Linked DNA regions of Homo sapiens: regions 2 and 3 are each linked to region 1. Evidence: chromatin contacts called from ENCODE Hi-C or POLR2A ChIA-PET data. All regions are on one chromosome and are shown on one strand. Each heading gives the region's core, a stretch centred on a gene start or an enhancer-like site at or near the end of the contact. The rest is flanking DNA. Distances are from core to core; before and after follow the strand shown.

What was found. A loop is a pair of places that touch in the nucleus more often than their neighbours do. ChIA-PET counts read pairs that join two places held with the same protein, here RNA polymerase II (POLR2A). Pooled maps may share reads with other maps.
Region 2: a map with no recorded cell type shows a loop between it and region 1 (6-fold over the local background). The contact joins the enhancer-like site here to the promoter of MX1 in region 1. A Hi-C loop is called at or near these places in 7 of 37 single-sample maps with no recorded cell type and 10 of 50 pooled maps. POLR2A ChIA-PET finds 5 or more read pairs at or near these places in 1 of 52 experiments (activated CD8-positive, alpha-beta T cell).
Region 3: a loop to region 1 is called in a pooled map, with 6 times the contacts of the local background. The contact joins the promoter of PRDM15 here to the promoter of MX1 in region 1. A Hi-C loop is called at or near these places in 16 of 37 single-sample maps with no recorded cell type and 8 of 50 pooled maps. POLR2A ChIA-PET finds 5 or more read pairs at or near these places in 1 of 52 experiments (activated CD4-positive, alpha-beta memory T cell).

Annotation. Positions count from the first base shown.
Region 1 is chr21:41,424,390-41,428,249 of GRCh38, reverse strand. MX1 (MX dynamin like GTPase 1) reads right to left here and starts at 2,011. Exons shown (of 17, transcript NM_002462.5): 1 at 1,987-2,011; 2 at 946-1,044; 3 at 384-495. RefSeq lists an enhancer at 1,905-2,344.
Region 2 is chr21:41,921,626-41,925,485 of GRCh38, reverse strand. C2CD2 (C2 calcium dependent domain containing 2) reads left to right here. Exons shown (of 14, transcript NM_015500.2): 3 at 3,401-3,514. Among named protein-coding and RNA genes, the nearest start is that of SNORA91, 25 kb to the left of the region's middle. Within about 2 kb of position 2,239, at least 6 of the 41 ENCODE cell types and tissues checked have a DNase peak (open chromatin) inside an H3K27ac peak, as active enhancers do.
Region 3 is chr21:41,877,226-41,881,085 of GRCh38, reverse strand. It overlaps PRDM15 (PR/SET domain 15), which reads left to right and starts at 1,742. Exons shown (of 24, transcript NM_001040424.3): 1 at 1,742-1,816. RefSeq lists a silencer at 1,619-1,668 and enhancers at 1,819-1,868, 2,869-2,918.

The sequences.
Region 1 (3,860 bases), core at 762-3,261:
ACAGGTGCAGGAAACCTGGTTAACATAACAACTAAAATGAACCTGACTGGGTGCAGTGGCTCGTGCCTGTAATCCCAGTACTTTGGGAAGCCAAGGCGGGTGGATCATTTGAGGCCAGGAGTTTGAAACCAGCCTGGCCAATATGGTGAAATGCTGTCTCTACTAAACACATACAAATTAGCCAGGTGTGGTGATGTGTGCCTGTAATCCCAGCTACTCAGGAGACTGAGGCACCAGAATCGCTTGAACCTGGGAGGCGGGGGTTGCAGTGAGCTGAGATGGCGCCACTGCACTCCAGCCTGGGCGACAGAGTGAGACCTTGTCTCAAAAAAAAGAAAGAAAGAAAAGAAAGAACCCAACGGCCCACTTCATTTCTGCCTTACCTTGGAATGGTGGCTGGATGGCGGCGTTCTTCACTCCAGATTTCAGGGAGTGGGAGTCTTCCTGTAGCCTCCGACCCAGAACCGATCTCCTCGCAGTGTGGCCACAGAATTCCTGCAGTGAGGGTAAAGGTGGCATCCAGGGTTGTCAGGGGGTTCTCTCCTTGTGGTGAAGCTTCCTCAGCTCAGACCCCATAGAGGAGCAGGGATGGGAGGTAGGATTCAGCCCCCTTCCTCTCCCAAAACTCCTAATAAGGACCACCTACTGCCTACGTTCTAGGAAATGCCTAAGATGGAAGAGGCTACACTTTCCCAACATAATCCAGTCTAGTTTTTTCTTTTTTTATAAGCTTTTAAGTTCTGGGGTACATGTGCAGAACGTGCAGGTTTGTTACATAGGTATACATGTGCCAATTCAGTCTAGTTTTAAAACTAACTCTTGCAGGACTGACATTCACCTTTTCTTCTGAAAGCGTTTTTCCCCCCAAACCCTGCTGGTATTTAAATTTGTTATGAATAAAAGAGAGAACATCTTGCCCTTTAGACCAAATGCACTGCTACCTACCAAAGCCCCTGAGCTGGGTGAGCAGGTGGGCGGCAAGGGCGCGAGGGAGGCGTGTCCACCGTGACACTGGGATTCCTGGCCGGCAACTGCGGTCCAAGGCTGAAAGATGACACAGCCATTTTAGGAGCCCTTTGGGACTGACACCGGTGGTGGAGGTAGAGGCGCGGTTAGCATCACTGGACTCTACTTCCCAGTAACAAACGTGATTTAAAATTTAACCAAATAACTTGGGCCATCCCAATTGCCCAGCTCGGCAGCACCTGCTGTGAGTGTTGGTGGGATGGGAGCGCAGGTCTCAGCTGTGCCCGGGCTCCTTCTGCCACCCCCGGGACTGTCCTGCCTCCCTTCGTCCACCGCACCCACTCCACGATCCCGGCCAACTACGATGGACCCCGAGGGTGCGTCAGCCCCACGCGCCGGGGAGGCCCCAGGCATGGCATCCACTGGGGCGGTGGGGGGGAACAGCGGGCAGGGGTCTTCCCGCGCATGCCCCATCTCGGCCCAGCTCGGAACCCCCTTTATTCAGCAGGATCGGCGAGAACTCCTTGAACCTTCCCTCCCCAGCGACCTCCGCAGTCTGACTTGGGTTTGCTTTCGCGCGTTCCCAGGAAATAGAAGTCGACGGAAAGCAGTGGTCGGCGTTCGGGTGGGCTCGTGGCCCGCGCAGCCGTGGATCTGAAACTTTCCCGGCGCCCTTCCCCGCTTACTAGAGTCCCTCGGAGACCTCCCCCGAGCCCCGTCCCCCACCCCTTCCCAACCTCTCCTGCAGGAAGGCCGCGGGTTAGGGGGATGTTTCTGATGCGTCATCAGGAGCCTGGGCAGCCTGGTGGGAACCAGAATCAGGCGTGCTCCGAGCCCGCCCATCAGCGCCCTTGCTATGATTATGATTATTATTATTGTTAGTTACTAGCAGCCGAGAAGGTGCCCCCGTCGTGCCCGTGCTCCGGAGCGCTAGTCTCCGCCACGAACGCCGCTCTCCCAATGCCCTTCTCCGCGCTCCTAGCGCGGTTACTGGGCGCTGCCCCCAGAAGCGACACTCACCGGTCCCTGCGCAGTGCTGGAGTGCGGCCTCCGCTCTCGCTTCGCCTCTTTCACCCCGCGCCCAGCCCCGCCCCGCGCCGCGAAGAAATGAAACTCACAGACCCTGTGCTGAGGGCGGCTCCGGGCGCAGAAACGAAACCTAGCTCCTGGCCCCGCACCTGCAGCACTTGCCTCGCGGGAACTCGCGGGAGACGCAGGTTCTCGGGCCCGAACCCAGGCCTGCTGAATCAGATGCTCGTTTCATCAGGCCCGTCTGAGGATCAAGGTGCTCCGGAGGCTCCCTAATGGCCCGGAGTCATCCAAGCCTGCACGTATCCTTGAACCTAGGCATGTCCTTCCCCCCGTCGGTTTTGAAAACAGATGCATTGGTAATTGGGGGTCTTCAGTTCCCTCCCAGGGCTCACTGGGATGATCCCAGCACCAGCAGGGACTCCCAGGCATTGTGTGCCAATGGCTGCAGAGCCCCTCTTGTCCCGAACTCCGTCCAGCACTCCCACCCCTAACCAGGCACACCCATACCATCTTCCTCCTTTCCCGTTTCCCCTTGCCCACTTCTAGGCCTCCCTGGAGTCTGGCTCATCTGGCCTCTCCAGGGTGGAAACGGGTGTGTGGAAGGAAAATAAAATAAAATAAATAAAATAGTAATAATAAAGCTTAAAATAATAAACATAACATAGGTAATAGTTGTCAGGCCAGGCCATCGCATCCCAGGCCAGGCCATCGCATCCCCTGTGACTTGCAGGTATACATCCAGATGGCCTAAAGTAACTGAAGATCCACAAAAGAAGTAAAAACAGCCTTAACTGATGACATTCCACCATTGTGATTTGTTCCTGCCCCACCCTAACTGATCAATGTACTTTGTAATCTTCCCCACCCTTAAGAAGGTTATTTGTAATTCTCCCCACCCTTGAGAATGTACTTTGTGAGATTCACCCCTGCCCACCAGAGAACAACCCCCTTTGACTGTAATTTTCCATTACCTTCCCAAATCCTATAAAACGGCCCCACCCCTATCTCCCTTCGCTGACTCTCTTTTCGGACTCAGCCCGCCTGCACCCAGGTGAAATACACAGCCATGTTGCTCACACAAAGCCTGTTTGGTGGTCTCTTCACATGGACGCACATGAAAACAGTTAACATTTAGTATAAGCTATTTAGAAGTAACACATAGGCTAAAATTTTAAGCAGCCCCTCCCAGCATTGTAACAAGTTGCAGATGCAAGCTTATCTCAAAAGCTTATCACCTGCCTCGGGACCCCAGCCTCCAACCCTAGTCCAGCTTGGAGGATGACTAGTCAATATAACTGAATTGCCAGTTTCCTCAGAATTGTCACGGGTTAAGTAATTTACTGTCTTTGTCTGAAACCTGTATCCTACCTTGTTTTTCCCATCTCAAACGACATATAAGCTAGCTGCTTTCTTTGTTGGGGTTGGCAGCCATTTTGGGCATGAGCCTGCTGTTGGCCCGAATTAAAAGTTCTGTTTTGGTCTCCAAAGGTCTCTTTGTCTTCCTTGGCTAGAGTTTTACTGCAAAGGTGAAAGGGGTTGGGGAGGGCTGAGTCAAGCAGACCCATGGGTGGTCCTCCCTTTGGGAGCTCCCATTCTCGGCTAACTGGCTGTGAGTGGGAGATGGCATTTCCCTTTGGGAGCGGTTGGCACCCCACCTCCATTCTCCTTAGCTCAGCTCACAGTCCCTTACAAGCCCCCGCTAAAGACTTCCATGATTAGGAAGGGTCACCCCCAACCAACCTCAAGGCCCAGAACCTGCCCCAGCTTTAGGTCCTGGGGTCAGGGGAAACCTGGATGGAATCAAATTCAATACTGCTGCACCTACAAGAGGGGGAGGAGCCCCCCAGCCAGCTCCCTGTGCT
Region 2 (3,860 bases), core at 990-3,489, 500 kb before region 1:
TTTGAGGCAGGTTCAGAATGTTTCTTTCTGCTGGAACGCAGTGGCACAATCACGGCTCACTGCAGCCTCAAACCCTTGGGCTCAAGTGATCCTCTCACTTTACCCTTCTGAGTAGCTGGGACTACAGGTGCACACCACCATGCTTGGCTAATTTTTTTTTTTTTAAGAGATGGAGTCTTGCTATGTTGCCCAGGCTAGTCTTGAACTCCTGGACTCAAGCAGTCCTCCTGCCTCAGCCTCCCAAAGCACTGGGATTACAGGCGTGAGCCACCACACTCGGCCTAAATTGTTTCTTTAATTAACTTTTCTAGCCAAATTCTGAGGGGAGGCTAAGAAAGGCTTGGTCTGCACTGTAGGTTTTATTTAGAGGGTAGCGAAGCCCTAGGGTTGGGGAAGACACGCCAGGGGGTTACTATGAAAAGACATCACACATTCTGTCCTAGAGTAGAATGTAGAGATTACATTACCTTAGTGATGGGGCTTCAGTGATTACTTATGAGCTTTGGAGTCCCGCATTCTAGAAGTTTTAAAGTCTTTTTATCTATTTACTTATTTATTTGCTTGCTTTTAATCAAGTGCTTGGTTCTCTGTGTATCAGGGAGTGCGTGGTGGGAAGCTTTCTGCAGAACTGGATACGAAAGAAAATGAAATTCTTTCTTGCTCGGGTTGAGGCTCTGAGTCTGTTTTCTTGGTACAATGCTGATTAGCTTAGTAGAGAAGGCTCCAGAGGAATTATGCAGTGCTCAGAGTCAGGGTTGGGTTTTTAAATTTATTTTTATTTTTTATTTTTTACTTTAAGCAGTAAAAGGAGTGGGCTGTTGAGACCAAGGACAGGGAATTTTCTCAGTGTCATGCCATTGGTGCGTGTAACTCATCTGGCCACAAAGCATGTTCCTCCGTAAAGGACTGTTTATAGATCATTTATTTTTAACATGAATAGACAACATTTCTTATACAAACATTTTTTTGTTCTGGCCCTTTGTGAACTCTGGAGATGATGGAAATATGTAATTAACTCATGTGTATCAGTCTTCTGAACGTGGCGTTATAAGAACCGGTAGAAAGAGTTGCACGACTTTCTGCCAATATTGAGAGAAGGCAGGATTTTCTTTTTCTAGCTCTGTGGCATTGAGGTATTTGGTTGTGGATATTGGATGTTGACCCCTGCCCGGGCCTTAGTGCCCAGGTTCCGTTTTTGTTCCAGAGTGGGATGGGCCACTGGTGGGAAGAGCTGGACCCAGGGCTTGGCTGCGGCCAGGAGCCAGCAGATGAGAAAGTACAGGGGAATGTCCTAGCCCTGAACTTGGGGGAATAGCAGGCCCTGACTGAGTAATTATTTTGATAATCTTTCCATTTGGTATTTTAGATTCTGATAAATCCACCAGAGAATTAAAGAATTTTCTCTTCCTGTCCTGTGACTCCCTGCAGTGGAGTCAGTGGTTCTTTTGGGAATGAGGAGGTCAGTCTGACTTACCCTCAGCTCCTGGTAGCTTTGCTTTTTGGCCAAACACTGGCCACCTACGGAACCCCCTTGTGCCTGCCCTGTGGTCCAGCCCACTGTGCCCCTGGCCTCCCCTCTCCTCCTCCTGGCCAGTACACACCTGGCACCTGGCCTGGTAATTATCCCACACGTGTCTGCTTGGCCCTCTGCCCCCGGGAGGGGAGCGGGGAGGGGTCTGACCTCTCATTCTACATCAGCTTCTGTAGAGGAATCTGTGGCAGAAACTAGATCTCTCTCTGTGCCATGGTAGCTGTGAAAAGCACCCCTCTTAATACTGTATGATTATGATTTATGTCAGGAAACCACAGTTTGGTTTATTCCTGAGGTTATTATCTTTCTCTGTCTGACAGTTTCTTCAACGAGCTCATTTTATAATTCTGGTTTTGGTACGGCTGCATAATTTTATAATTGTTTGATACTTTGTATGTTTTTCCAATTACTCCCACCTTTTTGAAAACCATGATCGCCTCGAAATTATTTAGGTGGAAGCAACCCATTGTGTTCTGGGTAATTTAAGAAAACTTTTTTTACTTCTAACATCTATAACTTACTTTCTCTTTAAGACTCATTTTTAGCAAAAGAACTTGGCTAATGGCTTTGACTGTGTATGAATGTGGAAACATTTGGGGAATTAAAAATCAGCTATTGTGGAGAAATAGAACAAGATGATATTTAAAGAAAAAGACTTTGTTGGCCGGGCACGGTGGCTCATGCCTGTAATCCTAGCACTTTGGAAGGCCGAGGTGGGCGGATCACGAGGTGAGGAGATCGAGACCCTCCTGGCTAATGGTGAAACCCCGTCTCTACTAAAAACACAAAAAATTAGCCGGGAGTAGTAGCACACGCCTGTAAACCCAGCCACTCGGGAGTTTGAGGCAGGAGAATCGTGTGAACCCGGGAGGCGGAGGTTGCAGTGAGCTAAGATTGTGCCACTGCACTCCAACCTGGGCGACAGAGTGAAACTCCATCTCCAAAAAAAAAAAAAGGAAAAAGACTGTATTACATGTGGAAAGCGCATGATAACTAGATTTGGTCAAGACTTTAGCTGCTAAGAAAGTCATCAGGAAGCAAAGATTTGAAACATTGTTTCTGGTTTTCAAACTATATTATAGAAAAGGTTTTAATCTGAATATTTATCCAACTTTGAAACTCTAAATTTGTATCCTTGCTAACATATAAAGTCCAGATTATTTTGATATAAAGATGCCTAGGCCAGGCGTGGTGGCTCACACCTGTAATCCCAGCACTTTGGGAGGCTGAGGTGGGTAGATCAGCTGAGGCCAGGAGTTCGAGACTGGCCTGGCCAACATGGTGAAACTTTGTCTCTACTAAAAATACAAAAATTTGCTGGCCATGGTGGCACACACCTGTAATCCCAGCTACTTGGGAGGCTGAGGTGGGAGAATCACTTGAACCAGGGAGGCGGAGGTTGCAGTGAGCCGAGATTGCTCCACTGCACTTCAGCCTGGGTGACAGAGTGAGACTCCGTCTCAAAAAAAAAAAAAAAAGATGCCTATGGCAGCTGAGCACAGTGGCTCATGCCTGCAATCCCAGCACTTTGGGAGGCCAAGGTGGGAAGATTGTTTGAGCTCAGGAGTTCAAAACCAGCCTCAGTAATACAGGTAGAGCCCATCTTTACAAAAAAGACAAAAACAAAAATTAGGTGGGTGTGGGGGCACACCCCTGTAGTTTCATGTACTCAGGAGGCTGAGGTGGGAAGATCGCCTGAGCTGGGGAGGTGGAGGTTGCAGTGAGCTGAGATCGCGCCACTGCACTCCAGCCTGGGCGACAGAGTGAGACCTTGTCTCAAAAAAAAAAAAAGAAGAAGAAGAAGATGCGTATGCACGCGCTGTCCTTTGTTTTGGATACAGTTTTCTCCCTTACCTGTGCCTCCTCCAGGTGGTGGTCTGTCACGTGGTGGGCCAGGCTATTCAGTTCTTGGTCAGCGAGACGCCTGCCTTGGGTGCTGGATGCCGGCTGTACGACATGCGGCTCTCCCCTTTCCATTTACAGGTAAAGATGTGTAGACTTTGCAAGTTATGAGACCCGTCACAGTTCTCAGAAATGTGAAGAGTGAGCATGGTGTGAGTCAGAGGGCTGTAACGTTCATGTTTTTATTAATTATCATTCATGTCATAATTTTCAAACTGTAACCTTTCATATAGGATTTTCTATGTAGGAAATGATCACACACACTACACATTACACACACACACTACACACACACACATACATTTATAATAAACTCAGGGGTTGCCTCTTTCGGGCATTTGAATGAGGCAGGGTGTTGTTGACGGATATGATAAGGCAGGTGGCATCTGAGAGGAGAAAAGTAGTTCTGGTTCCGAATCCAGCGCTG
Region 3 (3,860 bases), core at 493-2,992, 450 kb before region 1:
CTGTGAGTGATGTCACTGGAGGTGCGTGTATAGAGGGAATGTCCATTAGCTGTAGTGGTGGTGGTGGGAGTGGGGTTGGGCGGAGACCTGAATACAGAGAAGGTTGTGGAAAACCTGGGAAGTGTTTGAAGATAGAGTACAGAAGGCCTTGGGAACAGGCTTCAGGGACAGGAGGCTGGAGGGAGGCATGAAGTCGCAGGTGGGGACAAGCAGGGAGACAGTGGACGCCGGGGATGCTCCAGAAAGGTCTGGGGGGCCATGGGATGGCCTACTATAGTGCAACATGGAAGCCACTGTAGAATGCTGGGCCAGGCAGAGAAACCAGCCTTCACAGATCAACACTTGCCTAATCTGTCTCCGGCTGCCCGGCGTTGCAGCCTATGGATGTGCCCAGGTGCATCCAACACTTCCCATGGGATGGCACGTAGTATGTAAGCAAATGTGATGATCACATATGCCATTCATACAAGCGAGTCCGTCTCTGGCACCATTCCTGCATGTGGGTCAAAGGCTATGTGCATTTAGAATTTTTATGGATATCCACAAATATCTGAATGGAAACTACGCTAATTTATTCTCCTACCCGTAAAGGAGCTTGTTTCTCTAGTTTCTTCAAAATTATGCTATTAAAACTTTTTTTTGTTTGTTTTTGTTTGAGACAGGGTCTCACTCTGTTGCCCAGGCTGGAGTGCAGTGACACGATCACAGCTCACTGCAGCCTCAAACTGTGGGACTCAAGTGACCCTCCTGCCTCAGCCTCCTGAGTAGCTGAGACTACGGGCACGTGCCACCGAGCCCAGCTAAGTTTTTTAGAGACAAGGTCTGGCTATGTTGCCCAGGTTGTATTAAACGTTTTAAAAAATCTTTGCTAATCTAATAAAAATGATCCCACTGCGACTTTTTTTCTCTTATTGCAGCGTAGTTGAATAGCTTCTCATATGCTTAAGAACCATTGAATTTCCTACGAACTGTCCATCCACACACTTTGCTCATTTTTCTATATACATATATATTTTTATTGGTTCACAAGAGTTTCACGTACATGAGGGAAACGAGCCCTTTTGTGGCATCAATTTAAAATCATTTTCCCCGGTTCATCACTTCTCTTTATGAATGTAGGTTTTTGCCAGGCAGCAATGAACAAGACAGTCGGCCTCTCTGAATATGGGCGGCCAGGACTAAGGTGAAAAGTCTGTCCCTTCTCCGTCTCACGTTTTGTGATGGCACACACACTTGGTGGAGGGGGTCAAGAGAGGCCACACAGGCCCCCGGGGAAGAATGGAGAGCCAGGTCCGCGGCTGGCCCGGTGCTCACCGGTAGCGTGGCGGAGCCCGCCAGGCCAGACTCCCCTCGCGGGCACAGAGCTCGTGTCCCAGGGCCCCGCCGGCCAAATCCAGAGGTCACCGTGAGTGGGGGCAAGTCCCAGGCCTGTTCTAGAGAAAAACTCGACCCACCCACCGCCACCACTCCCCAACTCCGCAAGAAACGCGTCCGAGGAGAGGTGGAGAGGGAGCTGCCCGCGCGCGTGGGCGGCAGGGCCGTGCCACGTGGGAGGGGGGCCGCGCGCGGAATTCCCTCCGGCCAGACCCGCCCCGCGCGCGCCCGCTGCCCCGTCCACGCCGCCCGCGCCCCGCAGTCCCACCCGCAGGACCCCCGGCCGCGCCAGGGTCTCGCCTGCGCCCCCCGCGCCCGCCCGCGGACTACAAGTCCCGCCATGCCCCGCCGCCGCCCCCCGGCTTCCGGTGCTGCGCAGTTTCCGGAGCGGATCGCAACCCGGAGTCCGGATCCGATCCCGCTCTGCACATTCCAAAGGCAGGTAAAGCTCCGGGCCCTGCGCCCGCCGCCCGCCCCGGCGTGCGCCCCGCCGGCCCCGGGCCGCACCCGCTGCCCCCGCGAGCCCCGGCGCGCCCTGGGCCCGCTGCCCCCCGCCCCCCGCGCCCGGCAGCCGCGCGCCGCCCCGGTCCAGCCGCCATGCCGACTGTTCTTTGTTACATTCGCCGGCTGCGGGCACCGTTGGCGATCGGAGTCAAAACCCGGCTGGATTTCCCGGAGCCGCTCCGGGATCGCCCTGCGCGCCGCCCGCCCGCCGGGTCCCGCCGCCGCGGGCGCTCCTGGCCGGGCTCCGCGCCCCCGTCCCCTGCCTCGCGCCCCCCGCCCGCCCGCGGCCAGGCCCAGCGCGGGGCCGCGGGGCTGCCGGGCCGCGCTCGCCCGTGGGCGCGGCGCAGGGTCTTCGCCGCCCCGGCCCGCGGCCCCGCGGCCCCCGCCGCCGGGCGGCGTCGTCGCCGAGGCCCCAGGGGATGTCGTTATCCCCCGCCCTCGGGTACAGCCCATGCGGGTCGCACGGGGGGGTCCCTGGACCCCCAACCCCGCGTTTAGAGAAGCTGAGTCCTGGTGATGGGGTCTCCCAGACCCCCTGCGCCTTATTTTCGTAAGCCTTTTGGTGGCAGAGAGAAGGTAGCGAGGTGGATGGACAGGTGACGCGTGCCTACCCGGGGTGGGTGGCCGTTCGGGGACGGGGCGTGCCCGGCCGCTCAGGTGAGGCCCGCCTCGCGTGGACAGGTGGGGACGGGGGCCACGCGCAGCGTCCTGCTAGAGGGGAGGTGTTCACGCAGGGGTTAGCCTTGAGAAAATAGAAATGAAAACTCATGGAAATAAACACTCCTATCTGGTGGTTAGAGTTATCACCCATTTACCTTTCTTAACCCCCTAATGTAGTGGATGGTTTTTTCCCCCACAAATGCTCAGAAATTGCCCCTCACCCCCAAGTCCCCAAAGGGAGTTTAAAACGGTAGAAACAAGTGTGTGATCAGAGACACGTGGACCTGTGTGTGTATTTAAAGCTACCAACACTCGTTTTAAAAAAACCACATTGGCTTAAGCCAGACTCAAGTGAATTTGGAGAACCTAGCTTGGTTCCTGAAGGGTGGTGACATGTGAAGGAGCCACTGGCTTTGTGATGTACCTTAAAAGGTAGCAGTGACAGTTCTCCTTGGAGAATGCAATGATGTCAACACTCGATAAGGGTGGTGATCCCACCCCGGTGCACACACCACTACCGTATTTTGTTTCAAGCTCGGACATTTTCACGTGTTCCACGTTTTCACTGCTTCACTCCTTCCCCAGATTTCCTGACATCGCTGCCTCACGGTGAACGATTAAGAAATAGTAGCTCTATAATTTAGACTTTCAAGAGCAAAAACACCATTTTTTTTATAGTTTGTTTTTCTTCTATCTGTGATTCATACTTTTTGCCGCAAAGTAGCCAGCAAAGAACAAGCTAAATGTTCCATTTTGGAAGCAGGCGGGACGGTTATTTCTCCAGAAGACAAATAAATAAATTTAAAAATCAACTGTAGTTGGAAGGCTGCTAGCTTGTCTTAGAATAATTATATTTGACAAAGAACTCTTTTCACTTAGGATGTGGCTCTCATATCATTTTCGATGTCATTATCTGTACAGAAGGCCAGGAAAGAACAGTCCTGCCATTTTGCAGATTGAAGGGAGATTTAAGGCAACTGTGTCTTCCACCCGTGCGCTCAAGAGGTTGGGATGGTGAGCGGTGACTTAAATGATTTTTCAGACTCCGTTCCTCATTTGCAAAGTGTGGATGGCCCTGCTCAGCTCCCCTCACAGTGCTGGTGTGGGCAGATATTCATTCATTCGGCCATTCATGCATTCTTTCCACCAATGTTTACTGAACACCTGTTATGTGCCCCCACGCTGTAGTGAATGGAGAGAGGGCTGCACCTGGTGGACCTAATGTTCTGGGCAGGGGAGTGGAGGTGGTGTAGACAGAAAATCATAAAACTCTCAGGTAAGACGATGGGAAGAGCATGAAGAAAGGAAGGAGGGCAGGCAGG